Linked DNA regions of Mus musculus: region 1 is linked to region 2. The links are chromatin contacts, found by Hi-C in ENCODE. All regions are on one chromosome and are shown on one strand. The core of a region is the stretch at or near the end of the contact, and the rest is flanking DNA. Distances in the headings are between cores, read along the strand shown.

The links. Hi-C counts contacts between places; a loop is a spot of excess contacts on that map.
Region 1: a loop to region 2 is called in a map of T-helper 1 cell, with 37 times the contacts of the local background. The contact joins the enhancer-like site here to the promoter of Gbgt1 in region 2. A Hi-C loop is called at or near these places in 4 of 37 maps with a recorded cell type or tissue (T-helper 1 cell, T-helper 17 cell and regulatory T cell).

Annotation. Positions count from the first base shown.
Region 1 is chr2:75,713,544-75,719,864 of GRCm38, reverse strand. No RefSeq gene overlaps it. Among named protein-coding and RNA genes, the nearest start is that of E030042O20Rik, 9.8 kb to the right of the region's middle. Within about 2 kb of position 3,680, at least 1 of the 3 ENCODE cell types and tissues checked has a DNase peak (open chromatin) inside an H3K27ac peak, as active enhancers do.
Region 2 is chr2:28,491,883-28,498,748 of GRCm38, reverse strand. Gbgt1 (globoside alpha-1,3-N-acetylgalactosaminyltransferase 1) reads right to left here and starts at 1,858. Exons shown (of 7, transcript NM_139197.2): 1 at 1,685-1,858; 2 at 913-1,080; 3 at 308-373. The coding sequence starts at 983.

The sequences.
Region 1 (6,321 bases), core at 2,431-4,930, about 47 Mb before region 2:
GAAGCATGCAACTAGAGGAATTTAATTTATTAGAACAATTGCAATGGGCACAGCAGCTTATGGTCTCATCAGCATATGCTATACTTTGTCCTTAGACCTTTCCACGGAGAAGAAAATAAAGATCTACAATCGACTGTCTCTCTGGCCTCCACTTCAGAGTTCCTTCATGTGGAAATCCTCTTCTTGTATCTGTTTGCATGCTTTCTCTAGTGAAAAACACTTTGTTGTTCTGCCCTTGGGGAATTAATTAAACAGAATGTGGAAAAGTGGAATCTTCAGGGAACCCTGCTATGAGTGAGCTCAGTAAATACAGCATGAGTCAAGAGACTCCAGAGCCCTGACCTCCGGTGGACTAAGCCTGGGCTTTGGAACCAACCATTTTCAGGATCAGTTTTTCTTGAACTTTCAGCCAGTTACTTAAAAAAAATAAACTGCCATAGTCTAATTTATATTAGAACCAATTACATCTCCTAGATTTGTAGAGAATATTTATAAAAATAAATGCAATAACTCACCCTCACTAGGTTATATTAATCCCCCTCAGAATCCAAAATTTTATATGTAAGTAATATTTAATCTGATCATTTACGTATGGTTCAGTATGGCTCAGTTAAGTATGACCTTCAAAGGGGAACTCAGCTTGTTTGCATGGGATAAACAGAAGACCAAGAGTTGAGAAATGTCATTCTTTTTCTGATTTCTGTCCATAGCAGGTGGTGATCAGTAACCAGTTGACCCCTCAGTCTCCTCAAATAGAAAAGTAAATGGTTGACCAGGAAATATACTTTAAAAATATTTTGTAATTTTTGTGCCATTGCAGACATTAATAATTAATTACTGATCTTTACACCAAATTGAAAAGCTAGGAAGTTGAGTGCTGTATAGCTGCATGGTACAATGATTGCCTGGTTTGGGTGAGGGTCTGGATTTGATCTTGAACACAGAGGTTAAGGGGACTTCACGTAAGAAACACTGAATAACTGCTTCTGAACACTCATTAAAGCATTGTCAGGAGCCACTGTGTAACAGATTTGAATTGACAATCTAAATGAGACCCACTTTCTTTGGTACACTGGTGCACAATATAATCCCAGCACTGGTGAAGTTGATGTAGGAAGACTATTGTGAGTTCAGGGCCAGCCTGAGCTACAAAGCAAGATCCTATTACAAGAAAATCTAAAGGAAGGAAGGGAAGGAGGAAGGGAGAGAGGGAGGGAGGGAGGGAGGGGGGGAGGGAGGGAGGGAGGGAGGGAGGAAAGTGAGCCAGAGAGAGGGAAGGGAGACAAGTCAAAAAAGGAATAAAGACAAAAGAATGAAAGAGAGAAAGAAGGGGGGTGGGGAAGAAACTGACCATTACTGAGCCATAAGATGTCTAAGATTTCTTTTAATTTTAAAATCATTCAAAGGGCAAAAGTCAAAGTCCATCCACGGGGGTGGGGGATGACAGAAGACAGCTCTCTCAGCAGACATAAATGCATCCCCTCCCCACTCTGCGTCCTCTCTGCACAGCCAGTTCACAGGGACACGTTGCTCGCTCTCTCACTGCATCCCAACATCTGCTTGTCCAAAGTGGAAGCCGTTTAATTACTTTGTTCTAAAATTTTTTTCCACAAAACTCTGGACATAGAAGAAGACAAAAATGAAGGCCAGCAAGATAGCTCATCCAATAAGGCTGCCACTGTCAATACCTTATGATTCAGAACCCTGTAGAAAGGGTAGAAGGAAAGAAGCCATTCCCACAAGTTGTCCTCTGATCTCCACATATGCACCATGGCATGCACACACATGCATGCATGCACACATTAATTAATTACTTACTTAATTAATTTTAAAATGTAAAAATACCTATAAAAATGAAGAGTATTTGGTCTTCTCCTCCATTATTAATTTCTGTGTGGAGCAGCAAGGCAGACATAAATTCGGGCCTATACATCTTGCTAATTTTCCCCATACAGCAGTGTTATACATGGAATGTTTTGCACCTTACTCTGAAGATTCAGTCCTTCGTCTCTGCTCATAAACCTCCATGTTTGGGAATTTCTACTCTGCTGTAAAAATCTTTGCAAATTCAGAGTCTGTTGAGAGAAGAAAGGCTCTTCCAGGCTCTCATTATAACCACAACTCAAGATATAATCCAGTCACTGGGCTCTGCATGAGTAAATACAGAGTGAATATACTTGCAAAGTCTGTGATTAAAAATCCAGTTTGAAAAGAAAGGAAAAGGAAAGAAAAGAAGCCAGGCAGTAGTGGTGTACACCTTTAATCCCTGAGCTCTGGAGGCTGAGGCAAGCAGATTTCTGAGTTCTAGGACAGCTTGGTCTAAAGAATGAGTTCCAAGACAGCTAGAGCTACACAGAGAAACCCTGACTTGCAAAAATAAAATAAAATAAAATAAAATAAAGGTAATAAAATATACATTAATAAAATCCAGTTTGAAAATAAAATAGGCCCAGTGGCTTAGGACAAAAGGAAACACTACCCTCCTCGCCTCTGTATCCTACCCACCCCCACATACATACTTTCTTTCTTTCTTTCTAAGATTTTATTTATTTATTTTATATACATGATGAGTACACTGTAGCTGTCTTCAGACACATCAGAAGAGGGCATTGGATCCTGTTACAGATGATTGTGAGCCACCATGTGATTGCTAAGAATTGAACTCTGGAAGAGTAGTCGGTGCTCTTAACTGCTGAGCCATCTCTCCAGCCCCATATATATATATATATATATATTTCTTATGAAAGTAATTTACTCAGGAAACTACAGACAGACAAAACCAAGAAGAGTAAAATCATCAGTCTCCAGCAGACAGGCCAAATCAGTGGCCATTTTGGAAGATATCCATTCTGTCTGCGTTCAGTCCGTGTCTATTTTTGTGGAGGTCCCCAGGTGAAGTTCTAAGACGGCTTTCACACTTCTGCTCTCTTTGTTTCCTCACAGCACCACTCCCACTGCAGGGCTCTGTTTCAGCGAGGAACAGGAAACTACACTGGTTGGAATTGGCTTTGTAGAATTCCAGTGCTTTGTGCGTATAGTTTGCACAGTGAGGTGTCTTAAGTCCAAGACTCAAGGTTATGGGCGTGTTTGGAAGTTAACACACCAATTATCCTGCACCCTGATGTGCTGGAGTTCAGTTTATCTACTGGGCAGGCGGCTCCTCGAGTTCAAATTTCCTTAGTAGCCTTTCACAAAGCATCTTACGTAACCTGAGTAAATGAGGTCAGGCAGGGTCAATATCTGGGTATGCATTTGCATCACCATCTAGTCCTAAGCAGATGGTGTCTGTGCTCTGTGTGTTTAATGAGAGTATCTTACCAGCATCTATTGGACAGAAAGTAAGGCCTGGAGTGATGAGGTCATTTGCTCTGTTGGTAGCAACAGATATATATTATGGGAAAAATACTTTCCTCAGTCTTAGAAAAGTAAGTTCTTTTCTGAGGGTCTGGAGGTTTTATTTAAAGTAATCACTAAGAGCGGTCCCTGTGCGTGTTCTCAGTGGCAGTTAATAAACAAGGCACCCAGGAGGCACACTGCCTCTGAGACTCAACATATGCTCATCAGATCACCCTACTGTTACGAAACAAACCACCTAATACTCAGTAGTTGGCAGTGATTTATGTAATCTGTCACAGGTCTGTGGAGTTGACAGTCCAAACAGGCAGGCTTCTGTTACCTGGCAGCAATCTCCTTGTGCCTAGGGCTAGAATCCTCTAGGGCTTGAGATGGCAGGCATGGAAGGTCCAAGGGCCAGGGCAATTTGTTCCTTTTTTTTTTAATATAAAAAAATGTATTATGTGTGTGTGTGTGTGTGTGTGTGTGTGTGTGTGCATGTGCAACATAAGTCCTACAGAAAAAATGTAGAGGTCAGAGGTCAGAAGACAATTTGCAGGACTTCTCTGAGCCATCTTGTCTGCCTCATTTCTTCCTTTCTTTCCTCTTTGTTTTTTCCCCCTTTTTTTCTTTTCCTTTTTTTCCTTTTTTTTTTTTTCCTGCAAAGTCTCCCTGTGAAGGCCTGGAAGGCAGGAAACTTGCATAGACCAGGCTGTTTGCAGACGTAATACTCAGCCTACTGGACCATAGAACATTTCGATTGCAATTCCAAAGGGGTCCGAGGATCTTTCCAGCTCCAACAGTAAGAGGAAGAAGCCTTGAAGCCTGGGAAGAGTGTGAATCAGCGGATTCATCCCTCAGGCCTTGACACTTGGTGGATCAGCTGGGTAGATGAAGGGGCCAAAGCGTCACCAGTATCCAATCCTGTTGCCCTCGGAAGCCTTCTTTGATGACACTTCCTGGAAAACTCTGGATTGAGCTGCAATAGTGCAGACAGACACACCTGAAGCATGCATGGGGATTAGGCATTTCAAACACAACAAGAAATTCAGACATCTGTGGAAATGGACAAGGGTCAGCAGAATTTCGAACTGACTGAAGCCAATCCGGGCTGAGGATAAACAGCAGCAGTAGGAGTGTAGTCGGTGATAGAGCACTTACCTGGCATGCTCAAGGGCCTGCGATGGAGCCTAGTAGTACTACATCCTCACAGTGAAGATCATTTAGTTCTCCATCTGCAAGGGCTGAGAACCTCCTTCACTTGGGTGGTCTGAAACTGAGCTTCCAATGTCTTAAGCTGAACCACCAACGAGTTTCTCCTGTATTTAGATGTTTTTCTTTCTTTAGTGTGTTCAGGCTCTTATCATACAGCTTTCCTCCCTCTGAAAGAATGTATGTTACAGCTGCCTAAAATAATATATACCCATTACATTCATTTTGTGAAGGTAATGGATATTTCATTCGGCCTAAACTCCACAGCAATACTACTTAACAAGGAAATGAAAATACTTTATAAACTCCCTCAGGGCAGTAGCTGTGTCACCCAGGACTTTGGTATGATCTACCTCCCGAGCTCTTTGTTTACCTTTTCAGATGCAGCAGTTTTAATATGTAACCTGAATTGTTAGCATTATACACTTCCCTCTCTCTTTGATGCAGAAACGTAATTTCACCATTACTACATCGCTGCCCCTTTTGTGTCAAGGCCTTTGTAAATAATTTCTTCTAAGCTTGTTTTCACTGTGCAGAGTATTTGCAGGCTTTTCATCTAACAGATGAAAGGTTTAATTCAAGTTGGAGAATCTTGCTTCAATTACAAGGGATGAATTTAGGCTCCACTTATCTCAAGGAGTATTTGAACATAAAGTTTACATAGAAATCCTGGGAGTGTCAAATTATGCAACTAAGAGAAAGTTAGTCTGCATTTTTTTTGAGAGTCTATCTGCTTTAGTCAGTGTGCACACTCTGTGAGGTTTTTTTTTTAATGAAACTATATAATTGTCAGCTTTAATTGTTTTTGAATAATTCCAAGGAGTTAAAAACTGTAAATCAAAAAACAAACAAACAAACAAAAAAACTGTAAATCACATTAAAGACTTAGATTATTAAAGCATAAAAGAAAACACAAAACCCATTCTTTAAAAAGAATTTATGAGCTCAAATTATGTCGTGAAATTCTTGATGTTTTCTATAGGCAATGATTTTTCCCCTCTTTGAGACAAGGTCTCACAATGTATCCCTTGGCCAAGAAGGAACTCATTTTGTGTAGCTCAGGCTTATTTCAACTCACAGACACACCTACTTCTGTCTTCCAAGTGCTAGGTGTTATATAAGTTTCCTCCAGACTGAAACATTCCATTCTACAGGAAAACTCCTTAGGCAGGAAGGTAAACAACTCAAAATAGTTTCCGGAAGTCCCTGAAACTAACCAGATTCACTAGGCCCCTCCCTCCCAGAGTAAACAGTAAAGGTGAGAATTTCCCTCAGGAAAAGCCAAGCTGTAAAAAAAATGGAGGCCAGCCTGGTCTACAGAGTGAGTTCCAGGACAGCCAGGGCTACACAGAGAAACCCTGTCTCGAAAAAAAACAAAAACAAACAAATGGACAAAAACAAAAACAAAAACCAAAAACAAAGAAGACTCGGAGGCTAGACTAGCAGCCTGGAAGCCTGCACCTGGCACTTTGCATTGTCTTCAGGCTGTACTGTGTGCTCCAGGTTCCCAGCTTTGTGAGCTGTCTCCTATGCTGGCATGGGCCTTGGTGATGGAAATGCTTTTGAGTCATTCCACCTCCATAAGTGAGAGGCTCCGGAGCAATGTGAAATGACCAACGTGAAATGACCAACGTGAAATGACCAGATCAGACCAAATTGGCAGCAAGCAAACTCAGGTTTATTGGTGCAACTCTCTGGCAGGGTTCACTAGTTCCAGGGAAGGGGCCAGAGAAATCATACCCAGGACCCAAGTTAGACAGTTCTTATAGTCCCAGG
Region 2 (6,866 bases), core at 609-3,108:
CAGGCTCCTCATAAGCATCAGCCCAGGAGGGGCATGTCTACCCTCCCGTCTAACACACAGCAAGCAGCAAAGGAGACCCAGAGTGGTGCAGCAATGTCTAAAGAGGAAGTAGGCTGAGCTCAGCAGTATGTTGGAAGGCTGGAATCTCCGGTTCTCAGCTCGAGTCTACGGCAGCTCTAAGGAGCACTGCTCAGAGCCATAAGTTAAGGCTACAGGTCCCCTTAGACAACATCAACCTAAAAGATTTCCTGTCTCTCCAAATATGGTCACCCCACACTGTAGCCAAATTCTCTTATCCAGTACTTACAAGAACTCTGGGCAGGGGAGGTAATAGGGTATGTAGGAGACCAGCAGCCAGTCCTTGATAAACTTCCTAGAAAGAAAAACACCTGTTAAATGCTATACTACCTTAAAGGATGGCCTCACTTGTGCACTTCATTAGGAGCAAAGACCTTCATTTGGTAAAGAGTCCTGTCACTCCATGGCAGTTGACTGCAGAGTAAGGACCCATATCTAGCATAGGGCCTAGTGTGTAGCTGTCTTTTTGTCCACATAGCTAGTCACTCATGGTATGACTAGGTCCTTGAAGCATGGCTTCCCACAGACAGACGGTAAGGAGACATGCAGTGGCCATAACTCCCCCACAAGGCCAATAGGGGTTACTTTAGGAACATGAACAGGGTTTCTTATCAACATGGTTTGAAGGACAGTCTAGGCAGAAAACATGGCAAATAAAAGGCTGGGAAAACCCAAACCATGGCAAAACACAAAAGCCAAAACTAGTTAGCCTTCCTGAGGCTGGAGGATCCTGAGCCTCGAGAGTTGATGGGTCCTGAGGAACTGGTTGACTATCACATTTAGGAGGCAGGAGAACTGAGAAGGGCATGGAAGAGATTCCAAGTAGCAACTCACCACAGGACCCAGAGACCTGTGCCACCGAGCAGGAAGAACGCTAGGCCCTGGGCCAGTCTTGGGCGGGTCATCACTGGGTGCAGAATAGAAACTGGGCACTTTCAGAAACCCCTAGGGCCTTAGGTCTGTCAGGCTCTGGGCCTACCTCACTTGAGGTCTTAGAAACGCCTGCAAAGAAATGTTCCAATTATTTCCCTCTTTCAGCTGGCCAGGAGCTCAGTGGCAGCTAGGATGTCATCCCCAGGCAGTGGTCTATGTCTAGGCTCTGCCCATTCATCAACAGGGCGACAAAGAATCACCTAGCAACGGACTGGGACAGTGTCCCCAGGGACTTAAGTTCATGGAGGCAAACCCTTAATTTCCTAAAGCTACTTCTGGCCACTTGGGAGAGGTGGGGTCTGAGCTTTGTGACACAGGCAGAAGGTGCTTAAGCAATCTGGCTCAAAGACCTTTTGCTTGGTGATTCTTCACCACCAAAGGGTTGGGGGAAGATGAGATAACGCTCCAGGCCAAGGAGAGGAGAGTGTGGTAAGCCTGAAATCGGAGAAAGTTCCCAGATCTGGAGTCCTGGAGGTTAGGGCTCTGCCTTCCCTCTCTTGCCCTCTCTTGCCCTCTCTTGCCCCCTGGGACCCCAGTTTCCCTTCCCAGCTCACCATTTCTGCCTCACTAGCCTCAGGCTCAGACTCGAGCTGCACAGAACTGCGAAGCAGATGACAAACTCAGACCCAAACCCTGCAGGTCCAACCCAGAAGTTGGGGCTGCAGAGGAGTACCTGAACTTTGTCCAGCTTGTTCTGGCACTGGGACTTCCTCCTCCTCTTCCTCCTCCTCCTCCTCAGCGGCTGCGGTGGGGTACGGTGCAAGGACCCAGTCGGGTAGGGCAGAGCAGATGAGACTGTCTTTGGGATTATAGAACCACTCCCTTTGGGCTGACCAAGCTTTAGGACAGAAGGAGGAGCAAACCTCAGCCCAGAAAACAGGAACTGGACTCTTTCCCAGAGCACAACCCCCAGGCCCAACCCAGCACACAGCAGGATTCCTGGTCCTTGGGGCGGAGCAAAGTAAGTCTGGGAGCAGGCAAGTACCTAGAGATCTGAAAGCCACCTGAGTCCCACCCATCCATGCCTTCAGCCTTGCCCTGCCTGTGCTTGAACCTTGTCAGTAACTTCTCTGTTCTTCTAAATCCAACCCAGCCTGCGGAACGTACAGCTCCTAGGCAGGGATGGTAGGTCTCCCAACACAGGCTGAGATGTGAGGTATGATTTTGGAGAAAAACTTTCAGAAAGTCAAGGAAAGGGAGAACCAGAGTCTCTGAATCTGGCCAAGGCCCTGTCTCTTCTTAGTCTGAAGAAATATAGTTTTAGCTTGGCTAATGTGCACCAAAGCTGTTTGCAGAGCTTCTCCCTTCCCCCTGCTGCTTCAAGAATTTTCCCTTTCCCTGCCAATGTAAACAAGTTCAAGACCACCCGGCCCCTTCCCCATCTGGAGGGACTGACTAGCGGTCATGATGACCACAGCTGCCAGAGCAAGATTAGCTGCTCTCAAGAATTAGCCATGACAAAAATATCAGTCCTTGGGACCCCTGCCTCAGTTTGAATTCTAAGGTAAACCGACCTTGCTGACAAAGTTTCTGGCACATCAATAGCTGACCACTAAAATTAAAAATATACTGTTGCTTTGCTAGCCAATAATAATATAGCTGTGTAACCGCCCTTCAAAAGAGTATAAAAAAGCTGTACTTTTGACAATCGTGGTTGACTCTCCCTGCGAGGCTGAGCAACCCCACGTGCTACGAAATAAAAACCTCTTGTCATTGCAGCGACCTGTCGTCAAGCTGTGTTTCTGGGGGTCGCGTTCTCAACACTTGGGCCCCTGGGGTCCAACAATTGGAGGCCCCAGCGAGATTGTGCGCCCCCAGACCCACAATTGGCGAAGAAATCAGAGGTATGCTCGAGCAGGTCTGTGTTACTTTCTGTTTCATGTTGTCTGCATCCACAGTCTGTATCTGTTAAGTCCTGGAAGGGGACAACTGGTTTTCAGGTTTCAGGTTTGGTTTTGGACTGGTCTCAGGTTTTGGTGTCTTCTAGGAGACCCCATCCAGGTTGCTGTTGTGACGGGCAGACGTGTCAGTGTCATGGGCCAAAGGACGCTGGAGGGCGCTCCGAGTCACGCTGGGAGGTTAGATCAGAAACGGTCCTTCTCAACCCAGCAGCTGCTAGGGTTCAGCAATTGCCTGGTACAAACAGTATCAGGCGTCTCTGGAAATCGCGTGTAGGACGCCCTGTGTTGGTCTTGTTTATCTTACTTGTTTCCTGTGGTGTAGTTGTGACACTTTATTTGGACGAGATGATGGGACAGACCACTTCCACTCCCCTGACTATTACCCTTGACCACTGGATGGATGTAAAAGAAAGGGCTCACAATTTGTCTGTTGAGGTTAAAAAGAAAAAGTGGCAGACTCTGTGTGCTTCGGAGTGGCCTTCCTATCAGACTGGATGGCCACCAGAGGGCTCCTTCCTCCTAGACAAGATAGAGGAAGTTAAAGAGAGGATTTTTTTTTTCTGGGACCAGGGGGACACCCCGACCAGGTTCCCTATATTGTTGTCTGGGAGGATTTGGTTTTGTCACCCCCTGCATGGGTTTGCCCTTTTGTTTCACTTTCAGATCCAAGTCTGGCGAGAGTGTGTGCCGTGAAGACTGAGACAGAAAAGAAGACCGTTCTGTCCTCTGGAGATGCAGACTTACTCCTTTTGGATCTTCTTCCACCTTATCCTCCTGCTCAGCCCCTGGTGCCAGCCCCACATGGAGGGGCACCTGCCCCAGAGCCCATGGTGCCCCCCGGCTGCGCCGCAGGCTCTCCAAGAGCCAGAGGTTTCTTCCACCCAACCCCCAGTACAGGGTCCAGCAGCGGGGACACAGATCAGGTGGGCAGAGACCCCTGATGCCCCTATTTTACCCTCCGGGCCTATGGTCTTGCAAATGACCAAGGCAACCAACCTCTACAGTACTGGCCTTTTTCCTCTGCTGATCTCTATAACTGGAAAACTCATAATTCCCCCCCCCCCCCAAAAACCCTCAGGCTCTGACTAATCTTTTGGATTCTATTCTCTTCTTCCACTGACCGACTTGGGATGACTGCCAACTCCCTTCACAATGCAGGAAAGACATTAAATTATCCTTGAGGCTAGAAAAAAACATACCTGGAATGGATGGTAGACCCTCTCTTCTGCCTAATGAGATAGATGCTGGGTTCCCCCTTACTAGGCCCTTCCTGTAGGTAGGGAACACCTGAGAGTCTATCACCAGACTAATGGCAGCTCCCCAAGGGGCAGCATGACACGGTAAAGGAATCTGGCCAAGGTAAGGGAAACCGTTCAGGGCTTACGGAATCCCCTTCAGCACTCCTTGAGCGCCTGATGGAGGCATTCCGTCAGTTTATGCCCTATGACCCTAAAGCAGAAGAACATAAGGCCACCATTACTATAGCCTTTATTGAACAGTCAACCAAGGATATTAAGAAGAAGCATGCAAAAGTTAGAAGGATTACATGATAAGTCATGAAGGAGCTTGTGCAAGTAGCTGAGAAAGTGTTCTATAACTGAGAGACAGAAGAAAAAGAAGAGAGAAGGCAGAAAGATCAGGAAGCTAGAGAGCTGAAAAGAGACAAAAGGCAAGAAAGGAATCTTCATAAGATCCTGGTCACTAGCCGGGCGTGGTGGCGCACGCCTTTAATCCCAGCACTTGGGAGGCAGAGGCAGGCGGATTTCTGAGTTCGAGGCCAGCCTGGTCTACAAAGTGAGCTCCAGGACAGCCAGGGCTATACAGAGAAACCCTGTCTCAGAAAAAAAAAAAAAAAAAGATCCTGGTCACTGTAGTAAGGAAAGCTAGAAAGCCCCGAGAATTTAGGAAGGTAGTACCTGGCATCAGAAGGGAGCCCCTGCCTAAGGACCAGTGTGCGCACTGCAAGGAAAAAGGAGATTGGAAAGGAGAGTGTCCTAATAAGCCCAAGAAGAAGAGAGCCCTGTACCCCAAGGTGTTGGCGGTGCAGGAAGAAGTTATTAGTGGAGACGGGGTTCGGATCCCCTCCCCGAACCTAGGGTAACTCTCAAAGTGGAAGTGTTTTTTGGTGGCCACAGGAGCACAACACTCTCTCTTGCTACAAACTGATGGAACTATGTCCTCCAAAAGGTCTTGGGTCCAAGTGGCTACAGGGAGTAAACAATATCCATGGACTACTGTGGGAAGCCGTTGCAGAGTGGCAGTTACAGAGTGGCAGTTACAGAGTGGCAGTTGGCTACAGCTGGCCACCACACATACATAGCCAGTAAAGGTTCTTTTGCCAAGGTGAGGTTTTGAGAATTGACAAAAGTTAACCAATCAGATGAGAGACAAGTTAACCAATCAGATGAGAGACAAGTTAACCAATCAGATGAGAGACAAGTTAACCAATCAGATGAGAGAGAACGCCTGTCCTAGGCCTATAAAAGCAGCACCAGTTCTGGGCTCGAGGTCTTTTCGCCTCTACAATCAAGCTCTCCCAATAAACGTGTGCAGAAGGATCCTGTTGCAGCGTCGTTCTTCCTGGCCAGTCAAGCGCGCGCAAGAAGTGGTGCCGAAAAGCCCGGGACAAGAAACATCTTCAGGCACGAGCGAAGACCCCCTGCTACAGGGAGGATTCAGAACTGCATCACGGGGAAGGAGCGGATAATAAAGGTTCCCGTAAAACAGACTGCTGAGAAGGATTCAACAGCGTGAATTCAGAACTCTTCAGCTGGGGAGCGGTGTTAATAAAGGTTCCTGTAAAACAGGCTGCTGAGAAGGATTCAACAGCGTGAATTCAGAACTCTTCAGCTGAGGAACGGCGGTACCGGTAAGTAGAAAGAAATTAATGTGAGTCTTTGAGAAGCATACTCTCCTACAAAATAGATCTGATAATTGTTGCTGGGGTTGCTATCTTTCTTGCCTTGATCTTATATCATGGCTTTAATTGTCAACTCCCAAAATGTAAAGATACAAAAAATAGTATAAAAAATAGTAAAAAGCAGAAAATTAAGTCAATTTACCCTCCTCTCGAGGACTCTGAGTCGTTAGAATTGTCTAGCTCAGAGGATTCCGAATTATCAACAGGAGAGGAGGAAGATTTGAAGGAGGCTGCTGCGGAGTATGAGGCAGAAAGATCTGGTCCAATAGGGAGGAGTTTCAGTGCTCCCCCACCTACTCCGCCTTATGCAGATAAGAAAGCAATTGGCAATGGTCACTCTTTTTGCACTCCTAAAGGGTTGCAAAAAATATGTCAGGCTTTTCCTGTTTTTCAGGATCATGCTCAACAGCGATATTATGAGCCAATATCGCATAAACAAGTAAAAGAGCTAGCAGAGTCAGTAAGGACCTATGGAGTTAATGCCTCATTTACTCAGTCCCAAATTGATAGACTGGCTCACAATGCCATGACTCCTTTTGACTGGATGAGTGTGGTAAAGGCATGTCTTACAATGGGACAGTATCTAGATTGGAAGTCTATATGGCATGATCTGTGTTTGAGTCAGGCCCGTGCTAATGCTACTGCAGAGCAACAAGCATGGAGCTTTGAAATGCTCACAGGTCAGGGTATATGGACAAACAATCAATTAGGATACCCAGTGCAGGTCTATGATCAAATTAATCAGGCAGCAGTGAAAGCCTGGAAAGCATTGCCTAATCGAGGAGAGGTATCTGGTAACTTGACAAAAATTATTCAGGGAACTAATGAGCCGTTCTCTGAATTTGTGGCTCGCATGATGGAAGCGGCAGGACGTATATTTAGTGATTCTGAGGCCGCAATGCCATTAATTGAACAATTAGTTTATGAGCAATGTACCAAAGAATGCAGAAATGCTATCACACCATGGAAAGGGAAAGGACTACAAGCATGGATGAAAGCCTGTAGAGAAATAGGAGGACCTCTTTCAAATGCAG